Linked DNA regions of Homo sapiens: region 2 is linked to region 1. Evidence: chromatin loops called from intact Hi-C (ENCODE). Cell type or tissue: A673. All regions are shown on one strand. Links, peaks and the distances in the headings refer to the core of each region. The heading gives the core; the rest is flanking DNA. Region 1 has its middle 25 kb from the start of CCN1. Region 2 overlaps COL24A1 (collagen type XXIV alpha 1 chain).

Region 1 (8,341 bases), core at 288-8,287:
GTTTTGGTATCCATGGAGGTCCTGGAACCAATCCCCCACAGATACCAAGGGACAAGTGTATTTAGCATTTTCATACACCCTGTTTCATCTGCATAAGACCCTGACGATTTCAAGATACGCTATCTTTTTACATACCACTAAGAAAAACCAGCCAACTAGACTATGGCATGCCATCTGCAGTAAGATGGATTCTGATTTCAGAACTGTTAAAGGATTTTTTGAAAAGTACTTTCTAGAATCAACAAAATCCAAAGGCTTTCTTCTCCAACTAGACTGTGAGTTCCTAGAGGGCAGAGAACATACTTATAATTTTCTGTACTTTGCAGTGCCTAGCACAGTGTCATACACATAGAAAATACACTGTAAAACACTCTAATGAATGAAAGAAAAGTGAATAGTTAATATAAATCCTATGCTCTCTCAACAGAAAAGTGCACTGAGTAATCAACCAGCCCACTCAAGTAGAGGCAGGAAGGTCCCGATTGGGCCTTGTTCTTCCTATTGGGACTAACATTGGAAACAGCCAGACTCGCTGAGTCTGATGTGCCCTGGAGCAGGCGGGGAGGGAGCTTCCGAACTACAGCTTCTCCAGCACTTGGAGCAGCTCGAGGCCTCTCACCTTAAGGCCTGGTCAACCAGCTGCTGGCCAGACACACTGCAATGCTGGGCTCCCTGGGAACCTATTTATGTTTCTCCTGAAAACCAGTATGTAATATCAAACTTCTGAAAGTAAAATCACAGTTTAAGTGGATTGTGGGAGCTGGCTATTTCGGGGAACCTTCTGGTGAGTTCTCTGGTAACGTCAATAACCACTCCCTGATTTATCTATTTTATAACTTTGGATTTTTGCGTATCCTGTTCCCTTAGAACAAGGCACACCCTTATATTGGGTTTCCCCACAGTAGAGTCTTTGTGCTGGGTCAGTGGCTTGAAGGGTTTTTGCCTCTCTCCCTTGAGGGTTCCTGTTCTGCTCAGGCCCCAGTTAGACTAAACCTCTTCCCCAGGTGCCAGGGCTTCCCTGCTGTGAAAGTAGTAAATGGAAACCACGTGTTGCTTTATTTCACTTTATTTTAGAATAAAGTTACTTCTGACCAGTTTCATTCCAACTTTTGAGAGATGGACCACAGAGAGATGCACGCTGCACACAACAGGGCATCAGTGGGCATGCCACATGTGTGCAGGGGCAAGGAATGTGCTTCACACATGCTTCACACATTCAACCCCTGTGTACTGAGCAACTGAGGCATCCCAGGTTCTGTGCCAACTCTTTTGGGGACTGCAGAGATGCCCAAGACTCAGCCTCTGGCCTTGAGAAACTCAGTCTAGTTACAGTAAGCTCTGCTGCATGATACCATGCAGGTCGGAGGCTGCTCCTTCCTGAGAGAGTTGGGGAAGGTTTTACCTGGGGTAGAATCTGGAAGTTGGGTGTTGGGAGAAAAGGAAAGGGCAAAGAGTCACCAGGTAGTGAGGCAACATGTACAAAGGCACAGGTGTGTGAGACCACGGGGACCAGGGAACGGTCAGACAGAGGGCGCTCTGCAGCCTCCCCCTTTACTCCTACCCTGAGTCAGTTACGGGGAGGCTGAAGCCTTCCCTTGCCTGGGCCCATAATTGCAAGGTCTCCAGAGAAATCTAAACTTGATCTCCCAGATCTCCTGTTTCCCACAAACCTCTGAGCCTGCACTCCTCTCTTTTGTCCTGCTGCTGCTGGTGTTGCAGCACCCACTGACAGGAAATGGGGCCCCTGAAAAGATCTTTGCTCCTGTAGTTTTGCAGGCTAGAAGGCGAGAGAAGCAGGAGAGGGCCAGTTAGGAGCACTGAGCATGGTCCCAGCACAGGGTTGTGATACCCACTTAGAAATGACCAATGACGTCCTGATACTTGCTTAGTCCCCTTTCCTGGTCCTTCCTAAATTGTCATATGCTTGAGAAACCTGGATGTCCATATGTGCCTGGCCTGTTTCTCTGCATCTGCCCCCAGGGTATGATAATCCCTGGAATACACAAGCTCTCATGACCCCTTCAAAGTGGTGAGAGACATTAGAGGCAGTGCCCATGTGTCTCTCTGAGGCTTCAGTCATCTTATCCCTAATCTCTGAGCTCAGTCTCCTGGGTTCAGATATCAGGGCTAACTCCTTAATCCGTAATCTCCTGGGCTAACTCCTTAGGGCTAGAGCTGAGTCCAGTCATCATCTGTGGACAATTCTCCCACTCACGATAGGCAGGCGGGGCCACCTGTTTTACTTCTTAACACTATTTAGTCGGGATAAGGATGCTATAATTCATGGGGTGAACTGTGAGACCTTACACTTGGAAGTGACTTGGAGGTCCCTGGCTCCACCGACTGCCAGACCCCTTTCCCACCTCCTCGGCCAGAGGTGGTCCAGGCCTCTGTCACTGATGGAGTTGGTGCCTGCTCTGCCTCTTTCCACAGCTCATACTCCAGAAGTGTTAGCCACTCTTCTGACTATTAGCTTGACATCCATCTCCTTATAGCTTTCAGTAACTGTTTAGGTTTTTCCTTCCAGCATTCCTCAGAATGAATTTAATCCTCTTTCATATTGCCATATTTAAGACCTCTAAATTAGGTGCTTCTTCCCCACGTGCACTCTCAACCTTTTATTTCTTTCTAGGATAAACACAGCAGCTACAATTATTCTTCACATGATCTGTCTTCAGGACTTTCATTTCCCTGGTTGCTTGCTTCCAAATACACCTCAGTCTGTTAAGGTCACTCTAAAACTGAGATATTGATAGGGTAACAGAACCCTCCAGGTCTTCCCTGAGTGCCAACTGCAGCAAGTCTATTAGCTCCTGTAGGATCCTGAAGTGGACTTCTGTTTACAAATCCACCCTCCCTCCTGAACCATGAGCACTTACTTTCTTGCTCTCTTGGTCCTCACACCCCCAACCCCCAATCCCCAAGCTGAATTAAAGGGCAGATGTAAATTTCAGAATCCAAGAGACAACACAGTATAGGAGAATTGTTTTAACTTTCTTGGTATTACTAGCTCCCAGCACAAAACCTAGGAGCCAGCAGGCACTCAATAACTGTATGGTCAATCAACCAGTACATCTGTTTAATGTAAGTACGGTAAGCTTGCATGTAGTTTCTTAGCAGTATGTCAATGTTTATGGTTAACTGCAATCTCATGGTCTATTTCATGTGACCTTCTATAAGAAGAATCTGTCAGTTCTACTTGTAGTGTTGACTTTCCTTAATGTAAATTTAGGACCTGACATTTATGTAACAAACCCTTCCAAAATTGGGTGGCTTAAAACAACAACAATTTATAATTGTCACAATTTTGTTGGTTGATGAAGTTCAGCTGGGAAGTTACTCATGCGGTCACTCATGCAGGTGGGAGCTTGGCTGGGGCTAGAATGTTCCAAATGACTCCTCATCCTCTGGGGTCTCTCTCCTTGTGGCTTTTCATCACTCAGTATTCTACCCTGAGTTTCTTTACAGCCAAGGGGCTGGCTTCTAAGAGGGAGTGTCACAAGAAGACAAGCCTCGATGTACAAGAACCTATTAAGCCTCTGATTGCTCCAAACTTACTAACACCTTGTTGGTTAAAACAAGTCACATGATCAAGCCCAGCATCAAGGTGGAAGGGAACTATATAAAGCCATAGACACTGGGAGGTAGTTCACTGGGGACTGCCAATGTCACAGTCTACCACATTTATCCTTATTAGATGTCATTGTTACACTTTTGAGAGGGAAGATTTTTGCTCACATCTTTATAAAAATTCAAATTTTTCAGGATATGGGCTCCATGATGATGGTGATGACAATGATACATCATTTACTGTCTACAGTATCCTAGGTTTTTCTTTTCATGATTAAAATTTATATAAAAATCCCAAGGACAGAATTATTGCTCCCACTGAAGAGATAAGAAAAATGAGATTCACAGAGCCTCAATAAGTTTCTTAGTCTCAATCTTAGCTGAAGGCAAGATTTCAACCTAGGTCTCTTTAATTCCAAAGGAGGTGTTTTTTTCCACTGTACCATACTGGCTCTGAGTCTACTTTTGACTCAAGGAAACATATAATTCCCTGCAGAAGAGTGTTTTTCAAATTCTAATAAGGAACTCAAATAGTTAGACAATGCAAAATCACTTTTCTTTCTCTGGAGTTCTTTAAGTGTTTAAATTTCATTTTGTTCTAGGGTATTTTGGTTTCTTTTGCTTTATATAGTGAGTTCTCCTGACTAGTGAAGGAGCCCGAAAGTGCTGATCATACAGTAGGGCTGGGATGTTTAAATATCTGGATGAAGGTTCTGATAAGACTTCATATAAATAGCTATAAGGCAGGGTTCCCATACAAAAAAAAATTGAGTTTGAACTTGAAGTTAGTCTTAACTCCATCTATACTGTCTGGATTGCCAGTGTAATTGGCCTCCAAGTAGAGAACTATGCTTTTTTCTTTATCTACTCTGGTAAATTATTAAAAGGCTCTTCTGCCCAGGGGATCATTAACTACCTGGGAGGTCTGGCAGGTGCAGCAAAGTGAACCAGGGCAGCTCTGGTTGGGATGGCAGGACTGAGCTTCCTCAGGCAACTTCCACTGCTCAGCCAGAATGAGGGAAAGACCAGCCCTGGGCAGGGCTGCAGGGATTGGGCTGGTGGGCAAGAATAGAGGTAAAGACGGGATGGAGGAAGAGGACCTCCCTGTCCAGCCTGAAAGTGGACTTCCAACTCTTTATGTCACTCAACTCCCATTTGCCTGATGGAATGTGTGCCGTGTGCACCTGCATTTACCCACATTCCCTCCTTCCTCTCTTGGAGGGTGAAAGTGGAGGCAAGGACGAGTCCCAGATTGGCCAATGCAGAAACAACATTTGTGTGGATGACACAGGAGAGCAGGGGAGGTGAGCAGGAGTGACAAAACCTCAGTTAAACCCGTCATCAACCCAATATCTTCACTATCCACATGAAGTGACACGGGAGGTTATACGACACGGCCAAGCCCACCAACTTCCTTAGCACCAGAGATGGCATGGCACTAGATGGCACTAGAACCCACACCTGCCACCCCCAGGCAGGGCTTTTTCCTTGGCACTGGTGCAGTCACCAATCTCAGTAGCTTTCACGAGCCTACAATTGAAAGCACTTTTCTCTATGGCTTTACATCTTGGCCTTTAGGGCAGTAACCCACAGCCTAGTTAGTTCTACTTCTTCTGCCACCCTTCCCTTGTTTCTGTTGGAAAGTGGTGCAGCTATTGGAGGATGTGCTTGACTGAATGTGCTCCCTCAGCTTTTCAGTCCATAGGATGGGCCCCAGCTATACCCTTTCACTCCTTCCCTGCTCAAAGATCATGGAAGAATTCCTGAGGTAACATTTTCATCTTGGGTGAGACTCATTCTTTACAATTCACCCCTGTGGTGAGCTCAGCCTAGTGCAGCCTCTCGTTTGCTCTGTTCACACACACACACACACACACACACAGTCATGCATGTATGCACATACGCACGCACACATGAGAAACACAAGAAAGCACCTTTAAAAAAAATTAGCGGATGATACTTTCCCTTTGTGGATGGTTGCACCTCATACCAATCATGGGTTTAAGCTTGGTGAGGAAAGAGATGGACGGAGATAGAAGCTGGGGAGAAAGATTTGTAATTATTTAAACTTATTGAATAGCTATGTGCCTGCTCCGCTCTGAAAATAGCGCCTGGGTTAAAAGTCTCTGTACCTCAGAAGGTCACCATCTGTAGGAGAGGTAGATCAAAACATATCATTTTAATCAGGAAGAGTTTGAGGTGTGGGAGGTTACAAGGCCCAGGCCTGAGATGGAACTAGCACCCACATCTGACACCCCCGGCACAGGGCTCACTCCTCAACCTTGGAGCTGTTGCCAACCTCAGTAGGTATGAAGAATGTATTGGGCACACATGTTGAAAGCAATGTTTTTCTAGGGCGTTTAGGAGTGAGAGAAGCAAGCGCAATTCCCTGTGGTGTCCCAACCACAAAGCCTCTTCTACCTGTAGCAGACAGAGGAGGTGACACATGAGCTGAGTCTGGGATGACAAGCTCACAAGCATTTGGGGTCAAGCATTCCAGGGAGAGGAGTCAGCCTGGGCAAAACCAAGGCAGCGCTCTCGGTAGGCCTGGGCCTCTGGCTAGTGGTTTCCTTCAACCCACACACTGCGCATGGAACCACAGAAGGCAGCACAGCAGAGCATCTGCCCTCACGTTCTTCCTGGTGGGGGGCCTCCCAAGGACATTCTGCCTCAGGTTCTTATTGTCTGAGGTCACTGAGCCTCCTGAAAGTATTTCAGGAATGTGGAGGCCTGACTCACTCTCTTCCTTGAGTTCACAGTCTGAAGTTCATAAAACCTCTTCCCCCTTTAGTCATTCTTATTCAAATACCGGCCCACAAGTTTCACAGATGGAGCTGGCAGGAGGAATCTTGGGAAGCATTTTTTTGCTCAGGATGTGAAAGTATATGAAGAGTTTGGGAGATCCAGGAGCAATCATTCACTAAGAGCCAGACCCCTGTGGCAGGCGCTGGCTAAACGCAGAGACTGGCTGGCTCGCTCACAGAGTGGAGATCACTGGCAGAAGAGAAATGCCATGAAAGCATCCACTCTGTGCCTCAGTTTCCTCAACTGTAAACAGAGACAATAACCACACCTTCTTCAGAGAACTGGATGGGGAGTGAGTTAATCCACATAAAGTAGTTAGAATACAGCCTGACACATAATAAGTGCTCAATAAATACTAGTTTATTGTTCATACTATTGCTTATTGTTGGCAGAGTGAGTTGTCTACACACTAAGTGGTGTGGGGAAGAGGAGGCATTCCTGGAATAGGACTGCGTGGGATAAACCTGAAAGGAAAATGTCCAATGCCGTGGGTGAGTGTCCAGATGGGGAGGCCTTTAGACATCACACACACACAGCAGGAGGGGCAGCTTGGGAGAGAAGAAACCCGAGTGGCACATCTAGCCTGATGCCAAAGTATCAATTCATGCACTTCTTCCGGTTGGAAACAGTTATAAAAATGTCCAGGGAATTAACAAAGGGGATGCAGGAGAGATATTTGGAGTACGGGATGGGCATACACATAGCCAAGCATGGGGTTTCAAATTGGTGTTATTCACCTTATTTCTCCTGCTGCCGTGCAGGCAATGAAATTCTCAGTGAGGCAGGCCACAGACAGATCAGATGCTCTGTTTTCCTCCTTTCTGACTGTAGCTCAGTTTAGAGGATTGAAAATGCTAGGAGACATCTAGCCTACCCTCTCCCTGCTCACACCGCACCTTGCCTCAGAGCTGGTTTTGACATCTGTCCTAGAAGACATCATCCATTGCCTTGATTCATGGGTATGAGTCTAAGCAATCTTAACCACTGCTGGGATTCCATTTGGACAAGGAAAAGCTTTCTCTGCTTTTCAGAACACTCTACAGAGAAACCCTAACTTTAGTAAGGCTCTGGGGACCCCAGGGGAGATCCAGAGAAGTAAAGCACCCAGCCCAATGGAGCTTCCAGAATGCATTTTGAGGGACAGTGCTTTAGTTCTTCCTTTGACCTCAGTCTCTTTTGGTCATTCCTTGTCCCCATTCTACTCCAACTGGAAAGGCTGAGTAGCTGCTCCTGCATATGTCTGTTATTGCAGTGACCCAAAGTAAGAATCTTAAATGAATTTGAAATCCCTTAAAAAAAGAGTAAAAATAGTCCTAGTGGAAAAGATGGTTCAGGAGTTTCACAGAAGGGAATTAGAAGAAGCCATTACTGACTCAAAGAAAAAGATTACTGAATAGATAGCAGAAGGTAACCTCTGCCCTACTTTCAGACCAATGAGTAGATATAAATGACATTACACTCTCGCTTCATGAAAAGTAACTGGAGAGTTGAGATGAGGTGATTCTTGAAAGAAGGAAAGGCTATTAGATTTCTTACTATTAATGATTAAGGTTCCTCAATTTTTTATTAACCAGCCTTTTTTTCTAATGACAAAATACATCCTTATGGTACATAATTCAAACTGTAGAGAAGGGAATAAAGTAAGAAGTAAAATTCCTTTTCTCCACTCCACACCCTCCTTCCCACACCTCCCTGAATACTTCCCTGCGGAAACCACTATTAACAGTTTCTTCTCCATCTTTCTAGAATTGCCTATGTATATTCCAACCTCCTCTGACAATCCTCTTTTTTACTCACCCACAAGAGGCCTTCCAACTTGGCATCTCACATCATGATACCGCCTTTGTCTGGGAAGCTCTTCTCCTCTTTGCATGGCTCCCTCATGGCTGCTACAACCTTCTCGGAATTGTCAACTACTCAGAGAGGTCTCCTGTGACTTCTCTATTTAAACAACCCCACCACCATC
Region 2 (8,341 bases), core at 280-8,279, 410 kb after region 1:
TGTTTTAATTCATCTGTTACATTGCTTCATCTAATACCTTTATGCAGATGATTATATAAATATGTATCTCTAGTCTACTTTTCTGAGCTTTAGGCCTACAGTTTTAAGACTCTTATTAGACTAATTTTCTATTTCTCCTAAAGGCCTTTGAACCCTAACAGATTCAAAGCCAAAACATTATTTCCTGCCACTCTGAATCTCTTCCTTCTCCTCCTCCTCCTTTTCCTATTTTCTATTTTTGGAATGATGATCCACATTCTACCCAACTTTTCAAGCAAAAAGTGTTCAAATTGCCTTTTATTCCTCTCTCTTACAATTGGAATGAACTGTTTTATGTATTGTGAATTATATTTTCTAGTTCTCTCTTTAAGCTATCCTTTCCTTTCTATTGTCACAGGACCTCATCATCAATCCCCTGCTCTGCTGCACCATCCTTCTAAATAACCTTTAGTTCATCTCCTTGGCACTCCTCCTTCCCTTCTTCTCTTTTATCCTTCCCCCTGCTGCTTTGCATAAAGCACAACTCTGATAATTCCTTTCTCTTGCTTAAATATCTTTGGTTAACGCATACAGGATAAAGTCTGAATTTAGCACAATGCATAAGACCCTTTACCTGAGTAAAATTCATCCACTATACAAGCAGAAAGTTTTCAGGCTTGGTTTGCTACCAAATATACTATTTAAAATTCTTGGACCTGCAAGTTTATTAAAAGCCTAATGTTGACAAGGATTTGGATAAAAGTGTTGTCTCACATATAGTTGCCTATGTACTATATTTTTATGATCAAGAAAAAGTTATGCTCCTTGAATTAGGCCCCATTTCCCAAAACAATCTAGCATCAGTTCTTGACAGAGTACAGGTTACATTTTTAGCCCCATGAAAAAACTTAATACAGGTGAAGAGGAAGGATTGGTACTCTGAAAATGCTGGGGCTCAGGACCTTATATTAGTGGTGCTAAAATCAGAGATAATGAGATAATGTTTTCAGTGTTGATGGATATTATGAAATTTTAAAGGGAAGAGAGAAATAAATAAACATCTTTAGAAGACCAAGTAGTAAGTGAAAACATGGCGCATGCATCCTTTAACCAAGCTTTATGAGAAAGAAGAAAAATGACTCAAAACCATACTTATAGCAAGGAGGTAACATAGCCATTTCTAGTGTACATATCACCTGTAACTGCAGTAATAATAGGACAATACAGTCATAATAATAACCTTTAAAGATAATGAAAATTAAAATAGATTCTGTATCCTCAGTATGACAAGGCAGTAAATACTATTCATTCCAGGAAAGCTTTCATTAAAAATGATTAAAATAAAAATTGTAGGCTCATATGGAGAAGCTTATACTAATCTGAAGTTTTAATTACTCAATTTCCTTCCTATCAGAATGCTGAGATCAATATACTACTGTATTTTACTTCCTATTACCTCTCTATTGGTAAAACTAGCTACAATGAAGTTTTGAAGACTCTACTTTTTCTTTTTTTTTTTTTTTTTTGGAGACGGGGTCTCATTTTGTCACCCAGGCTGAAGTGCAGTGGTGCCACCCCAGGCTCAAGTGATCATCCTACCTCAGCCTCCCGAGTAGCTGGGACTACAGGTGTGAGCCACCATGCCTGGCTAACTTTTAAAACATTTTTTCTTTTTTTTTTTTAGCAACAGGGTCTCACTATGTTGCTAGGGCTGGTCTAGAACTCCTGGACTCAAGGCGATCCTCTCACATCAGCCTCCCAAAGTGCTGGGATTGCACCATGCCCAGCCTGCTTTTTAGATTTTTGAACTGTCAATACCCAATGTGTTTTGAAATCATACAGTAAGTAAGAATAGGCATTTTCTAAAGAAATCAGCCAACCTTGAAGGACAGCTGTGAAGTAAGAAGTAGATCTTATGGTTTACAAAGAGAGGGAGACAGCATCAGTACAGCAGTAGTCTTAGAAACTCTGCCTACTACTCTGACACTATGACATTATTGCTCTAACTTATTTATTCTGATGCCAATTATTTTCTCAGCCTTCTGCTGAATCTATGACTCTAAATTAAATATGTATGTACACTGATATGTGTGTGCTTGCGTGTATGTGTGTGTGTGTAGGCACACACAGGCACACACATATCAATATGGGCATATATTTTTGAAACTAGAGTGAGCTTCAGAAGTTTCATCTCCATGTAGTATATCTTTGACTCATAGGTCTGACTCATAGTAGGATTTTTTAAAATCCAAATGTTTTATCTCAGAAGCTTATGTTCTATATAGACTTTTAGAAAAGAAGGCCACTGTATATCAACCATTAAACCAAAGTCAAAAATTTTAAAGTATATACAAACAAATTTGATATATGTACTACAGACTTAATTGTATTTATTTTAGAATACTGTATGAGATTTAAATGATATATGGATATAGCAATAATTGGAAACATTTTGCATTAATAATTCAGTGGAGTTTCTTTCCTGAAATTTGGTTCCAAGCCTCAAGTACTTGTTATTAATAGCTGTGCAGAACAAATAAATCAGCTGTGATCCTAATCAGTGTGAAAATGTGGCTAATGCACTTTTCTGTTTCCCTAGGATCCCTGTTGCATACCTCGTGACATAACAGAAAAAATGTAGTCCAAACTATTTACGGAGATCTAAACTTTAAAGAGGATCTTTCTTAAGCTTGCTATGTTGAAACATGTTTTATCAAACAAGTTTAATTTCCACCATTTTGTTTCAAATTTATTAACTTTCCACCAATATTTTACCTCTGGTCCTGGAGGGCCAGATGGTCCTTGGAGTCCTGGGTCACCTGTTTGGCCCTAAAATGGGGGGGGAGGATCAAAGTATAAACATAAACTTAATAAACACAATTAAAAGAAGAAACAGGCATATGGTAAACAAATAGCAGTCAGTCATTATATTATCATGTCAAACAAGGTTGTAATGACTTTTTAGAAAAATTTGTAACCATCATTACTGTAAAAGTTTTTAAATAAGATGTTTATGGGTTTAATATACATTCACTCAAGTGTTAAGTGATACAAACAAATTAATGAGTCAAGTGCTCAAATCAAGAAAAGAATTGTATGTTTATATGTGTTTCACAGAGATAAGACAATAAAGCTGGACTCAACAAGATAGGGAATTCTAGAGGAGAAACTGCTTTTATAAATAACCACAGTCCCAGGGCTGTCTCTGAAAATTCCTCTCTCCTTTGATACTGTAAGTGGCCTGAATTAGTAATTAAGACTCACCTGGATTGAAATCCTTGTTGCTTAATCTCTCTAAGCCTCAGTTTTCTCATCAATAAAATAGAAATAATAATTATAGTACTAACATTCTCAAAGAGTCATTGGAGAGTTAAATTAGATAATATATGTAAAGTGCTAAGCACAATGTCTGACATATGAAGTACTCATTAAATGTCAACCAATTTTACAATCATTATTCCTTCTCTTCACACCCTTTCTGCTTTCCTGGCTCACACATAGAATTCCTAGACTGTTTTCATCCTTTAATTGAAGTTTTAAGGATTCAGTTTCAGTATCTCTGAAGCTAGTTTCTGACATTCATGATAAAGATGTGAAATCAGGGTTAAAGGAGAAAGTGACAGGAAAGAGAAGTAGGTATAAAGCCTGAAACTAGAGAAGGCTAGCAATGCTCTCGAGAGATGAAAGTTTGGAAAGGGAGGACAGTAGTCTGATATATCCATTTTCATAAGAAAAACTATTGCATTCATTATTTCTGTCATATTAAGTTTCTATATGAGCTTCAAATTTAATTTAAATAAGCCTCAGATCACCTAAACTTGCAAGTTACAATACGGGATTGCCCATTTTCCAAAACCTAAAGCACAGTTTCCAATATGCACTTAATTCATTCTCAGTGCTGAGGTATCTGGACATAAAACAGGACACCATAAACTACTGCAATCAAATCCAGAGAAAGGCAGTGAAATATTATGGAAAGGCTCATTTAAGTTTCCCTTTCCAAATAAACAAAAACAAAATCTGTGATCCATCAGAATCAGTATACTGAAGTTCTTAAAATGACAAGCATCTCTCTTTAAAGAGATAGAGAAAGGGGCGAGGGGCTCTCATTGGAGCCCTCTAGTGGCAAAATCCAACCACAAAGCTAAATTTCTAAGCAGTGAGGATAAAATAGCAATACCCTAGGGCTTTGTTTTCAGAAAAGCTGATTGACAATCACATATTTAAAAACAGAAATTGTGTAATGATTTTATTTGATCTTCAGAATAATTCTTTGTTTTGTAAAATTTTGATTGCAAATTTCCTATGAATGTCAATTTTTCTTTATAAAAGCTGACATTTTAAGTAACTTATAGATAACTAATATTAAATAAACCTCTACAAATGACAAAAATCCCTAGCTAAAAAATGGATAGGGCATAACAATTGTGTTTGTTTTCTTGGTCTAAAGGAAAGTGTATTTACGAACAACCTCAGAGTGGTAGTTTTCTCTATTTTTTTTTAAAATACTTGTAGAGCAAAAGCTTCCCTATTCAAGAACTGTAACAACTTTCCAAATCAGGACATTCCTTCTTATATCTTGAAAATATTATTTCATGTTACAACTTAGATCTACTTGGAAACAATATTAGTTAGTAACACCAACCTCTTAGGTAACAGAAAATTAAAAGTAGGATCTATAAAATAGGGAAGACATCCTTATGATGTTGGCATTCTTTCCACGACAGTAAACAAACATTTTAGATAGGCATTAACTTATATAATTGAATGTGGGAGTTTGTTTCTTAATATAATAACTGATTCTGCATAAGCAACTTTTCATCAAACAAGTGTCTCCTTCTATAAGAAGGAAAGGTTTCCTGGTCAAACACCTACAGTTTTTCTATTAATAATATATACAGCCAGGTGCAGTGGCTCACACCTATAATCCCACATTCTAGGAGGCCGAGGTAAGAGGATTGCTTGAGGCCAGGAGTTTAAGACTAACCTGGGCAACAAAGCAAGACCTGGTTTCTACAATTTTTTTTTTTTTTAATTAGCTGGGTATGGTGGTGGACCTGCAGTCCTTGCTACTTGAGAGGCTGAGGTGGAAGGACCACTTGACCCCAAGAGTTGGAGACTGCAGTGAGCTGTGATGGCACCATTACACTCTATCCTGAGCAACAGAGGGAGGCCCTGTCTCTAAAAATTTTTTTTTTAATTAAAACAAAAAGATACAAACAAGTAATAAATACAACAAGAGACAAAATACAAGGCTATCTCACTAATTTTAATTCATGAATGCTTATCTTATCTTCGGCCCAAAGTAGTTTTCAAAAGTTTGATAAAACAAATAAAAAAAAATCAATTATCTCCCTACCAAAGTAATTCCTGCTGACATTAATTTTCTTTATTAGAACAGTACAGAAAGGTGTAAAATGAGTAAGTAAAAGCCTCACTCTCACTGTCTCTTGCTCCCTGCCCTAAAAGAACATCATTAGCATTTATTGTGACTTCTTTCAGGAAAAAAATACTAAGGGCTTTAAGATAATGTGTTAAAGGTGAAACAGGCTCTCTGCCTTTTCTTTAGCTTACACTAGGAGGAATATTAGTAAGTACTATGTCTAAAAGAGAAAAACATCATAATCACAGGACTATAAGGAACCTTACATATGATATGGCCTAAACTTTCTTTTTTCATTCTTTCTTTTTTTTTTTTTTTTTTTTTTTTGAGATGGAGTCTCACTCTGTCGCTCAAGCTGGAGTCCAGTGGCGCAATCTTGACTTACTGCAACCTCTGCCTTCTGGATTCAAGCGATTCTCCTGCCTCAGCCTCCTGAGGAGCTGGGACTACAGGTGCCTGCCACTATGCCTGGGTAATTTTTGTATTTTTAGTAGAGACAGGGTTTCACCATGTTGGTCAGGGTGGTCTCGAACTCCTGACCTCGTGATCCACCCACCTCAGCTGCCCAAAGTGCTGGGATTACAGGCGTGAGCCACCGCACGTGGCCCTAACTTTCATTTTAAACATGAGAAGCTGGTACCATGGTGGTTAAATACCCAAGGTGATAGCCAGTAGGTTAAGTGCCAGAGCTGGGACCAGAATCCAGGTCTTTGTCTCTCTAGCCAATGATTTTTTTACTCCCATCAACATGTTATAAATATAAATTTAATCAAAGAGTAAGGAACACTAAAATGGTTTGCCTTGTGTAAGCACGATACTTGACTCTAGTTTTCTCAAAAAATTAATTGTAAAGCACAAAAAAATACTTATATTATTTATTAGTTAATAGTGCCCTTAGAGCATGTATTGTATCATTTCATCCTATTTGGTCAAGCGCTAGAAAAATGTCACATTATTTAAAAAAAAGAATATGTAAAAAGTATCTTATTTTGCCAATCACTGCAAATATCAGAGAGTCTTTATATGGTTTAGAACCATCCTTGAAAAACAGAAGTTGTTTGTTAGCTTCATGACCTAGTCTCATGATCCAATTTATGCACTCTAGAGTTTCTGAGATTCAACTCAAGGGTACAAGGGAGGGTACACGGCTTATTAGGTTAAGCCCTTATGGCAATAAGCCCAGGGCAAAGAACTAGTATAAGCAAAGGTCACCACTAACATTTCATCGAATAGATGCCAAAAATTGTTCTTTGGGTTAAATAATTCCTAAGAGATGTATATAAAATACTGTCACTGTTAGAAGTCACAAAGAATGGGGTAAAGTTCTGTAATTTAATACTGCTTCCTGAGATTAAAAAAATAAATAATCCTGAGATGGAAGGGTAGAGTTAGAGGGAACACAATGAACTGCTCAGGAACATAACACAATTATTTTTTAATGTATATTTTAATGTGACATTAATAAATTATAATCCTATATGTATTTTTTGTATGTATAATCATCTCTACCTTTTTCATAGAATTGAATCCTATATCTAATTTTTTCTATCTGTAATCACCTTTACCTTCACAGAGTTGTAATCAATATTAAACTCCTAAAACCATCTTAAAATATTAAACCCTAAAACAGTATGGCACAGTAGCTAAACGCATGAGCTCTGACATACCTGATTGCCTAGGTTTTTCTGAATGGTCACCTACTAAGTAGGTGGCCACCCAGGTGACCTTAGATGTTTTCTAACACTGTGTCTCAATTTTCTTAATATAAAAAATAGGAATAATAATAGTACCAACTTTGTAGGATTGTTGTGAAGATTAATTTAGATGTATAGTCCTTAGAATACTGCCTGGTATTGTGTAGATACTCAGCAAATGTTAGCTATAATAATTATGATTTTTAATATTTAGAAATATATTTTCTCAAGTTTTAACCATTTTATTTAAATAGCTTTAATTATTAAGTAATTTTAGATTTATAATTTTTTGAGTTTTATGTTAACAGCAATATAAGGTATCTTTTTCTTTCGTCTAATTGATGTCCAAGGGTCAGGAAAAAAAATAAGGATTTAGAATATTTTGGTCCACAAGAGAGTGCAAACATGCTACCTTTTCTTCAGACTGTTTCCTTAATAAAATTGATATTTTGAAAAGTTAAAATATTATTTAAGGTGCTTTACATTTTCTGGCTTCAAAGCCTATTGTTTTAATTTAAATATTGTCTATATTAAATTATTCAGTAGAATAATATGACCAAGATCTTTAGGACTCTCAGAAACTTGGCTTTGGCCTAGGGTTGGGAGTAGAGGGAAGTCCAAAAGTCTATGGAATGTGAACTGAATACCTGAGGGATTTGCTATATTCTAAAACTAAGGAGACAAATGCTCAGTAGGCTTATACCCTACTTAGATCAACAGTGTCGAGACTCATGCCATGACATGCACTCTGTCAATTACAAAGAGCAAAGCAAAAGTTCAAACCTACTGAAGGCCCTGACTTTCCTCTCATCCCTGGTGGTCCTGGTAAACCAACAGCACCCTAAGAGAAGAGAATAACAGAAGAGAAAGTTATTATACCACAAAAGGCAGACATACCACTATTTACAAACTGCTAAAAAATTTCATAAAGTATGCTAAAATATTGAGACAAAAGTTTCAAACAAGAACTTAAAACCATATTGATACCACATTCTAACACAATACATGGATAAAATAATAAGCAGTTCTTTCTTTTGAATTTACACTTTTTCATATTTACATAAAATTAATGGTATAAACATTACCTTGTCTCCAGGATACCCGGGTTCTCCTAGCTCTCCTGCTGTGCCTTGTTCACCCTGGAAAGCACAATTTCATGCAAAGATACTTATGTATCACAAACATGGCAATATTATAAGAAAGCAAATATTCATTGTAGAAGAATAATTTCTCTATTTTTCTTACTTCTGAGGAAAACTAATATAATTGATACTACAAATTAGAC

What was found. Peaks named below come from ENCODE experiments on the same cell type or tissue, not always from the same donor. Only the 100,000 strongest peaks of a DNase experiment are listed, where the experiment ranks them.
Region 2: it touches region 1 in a loop (3-fold over the local background); 5 of 110 quality-filtered maps call a loop at or near these places.

The regions. Positions count from the first base shown.
Region 1 is chr1:85,601,209-85,609,549 of GRCh38, forward strand. No RefSeq gene overlaps it. Among named protein-coding and RNA genes, the nearest start is that of CCN1, 25 kb to the left of the region's middle. RefSeq lists enhancers at 5,307-6,171, 5,765-6,964, 6,172-7,037. In A673, for the core only: CTCF peaks have their summits at 4,996 (motif pointing right) and 5,201; a DNase peak (open chromatin) is centred at 6,263.
Region 2 is chr1:86,014,397-86,022,737 of GRCh38, forward strand. It overlaps COL24A1 (collagen type XXIV alpha 1 chain), which reads right to left. Exons shown (of 60, transcript NM_152890.7): 17 at 8,142-8,195; 18 at 7,844-7,897; 19 at 2,755-2,808. Among named protein-coding and RNA genes, the nearest start is that of COL24A1, 140 kb to the right of the region's middle. RefSeq lists an enhancer at 2,018-2,207. In A673, for the core only: a CTCF peak has its summit at 4,107 (motif pointing left); a DNase peak (open chromatin) is centred at 4,095.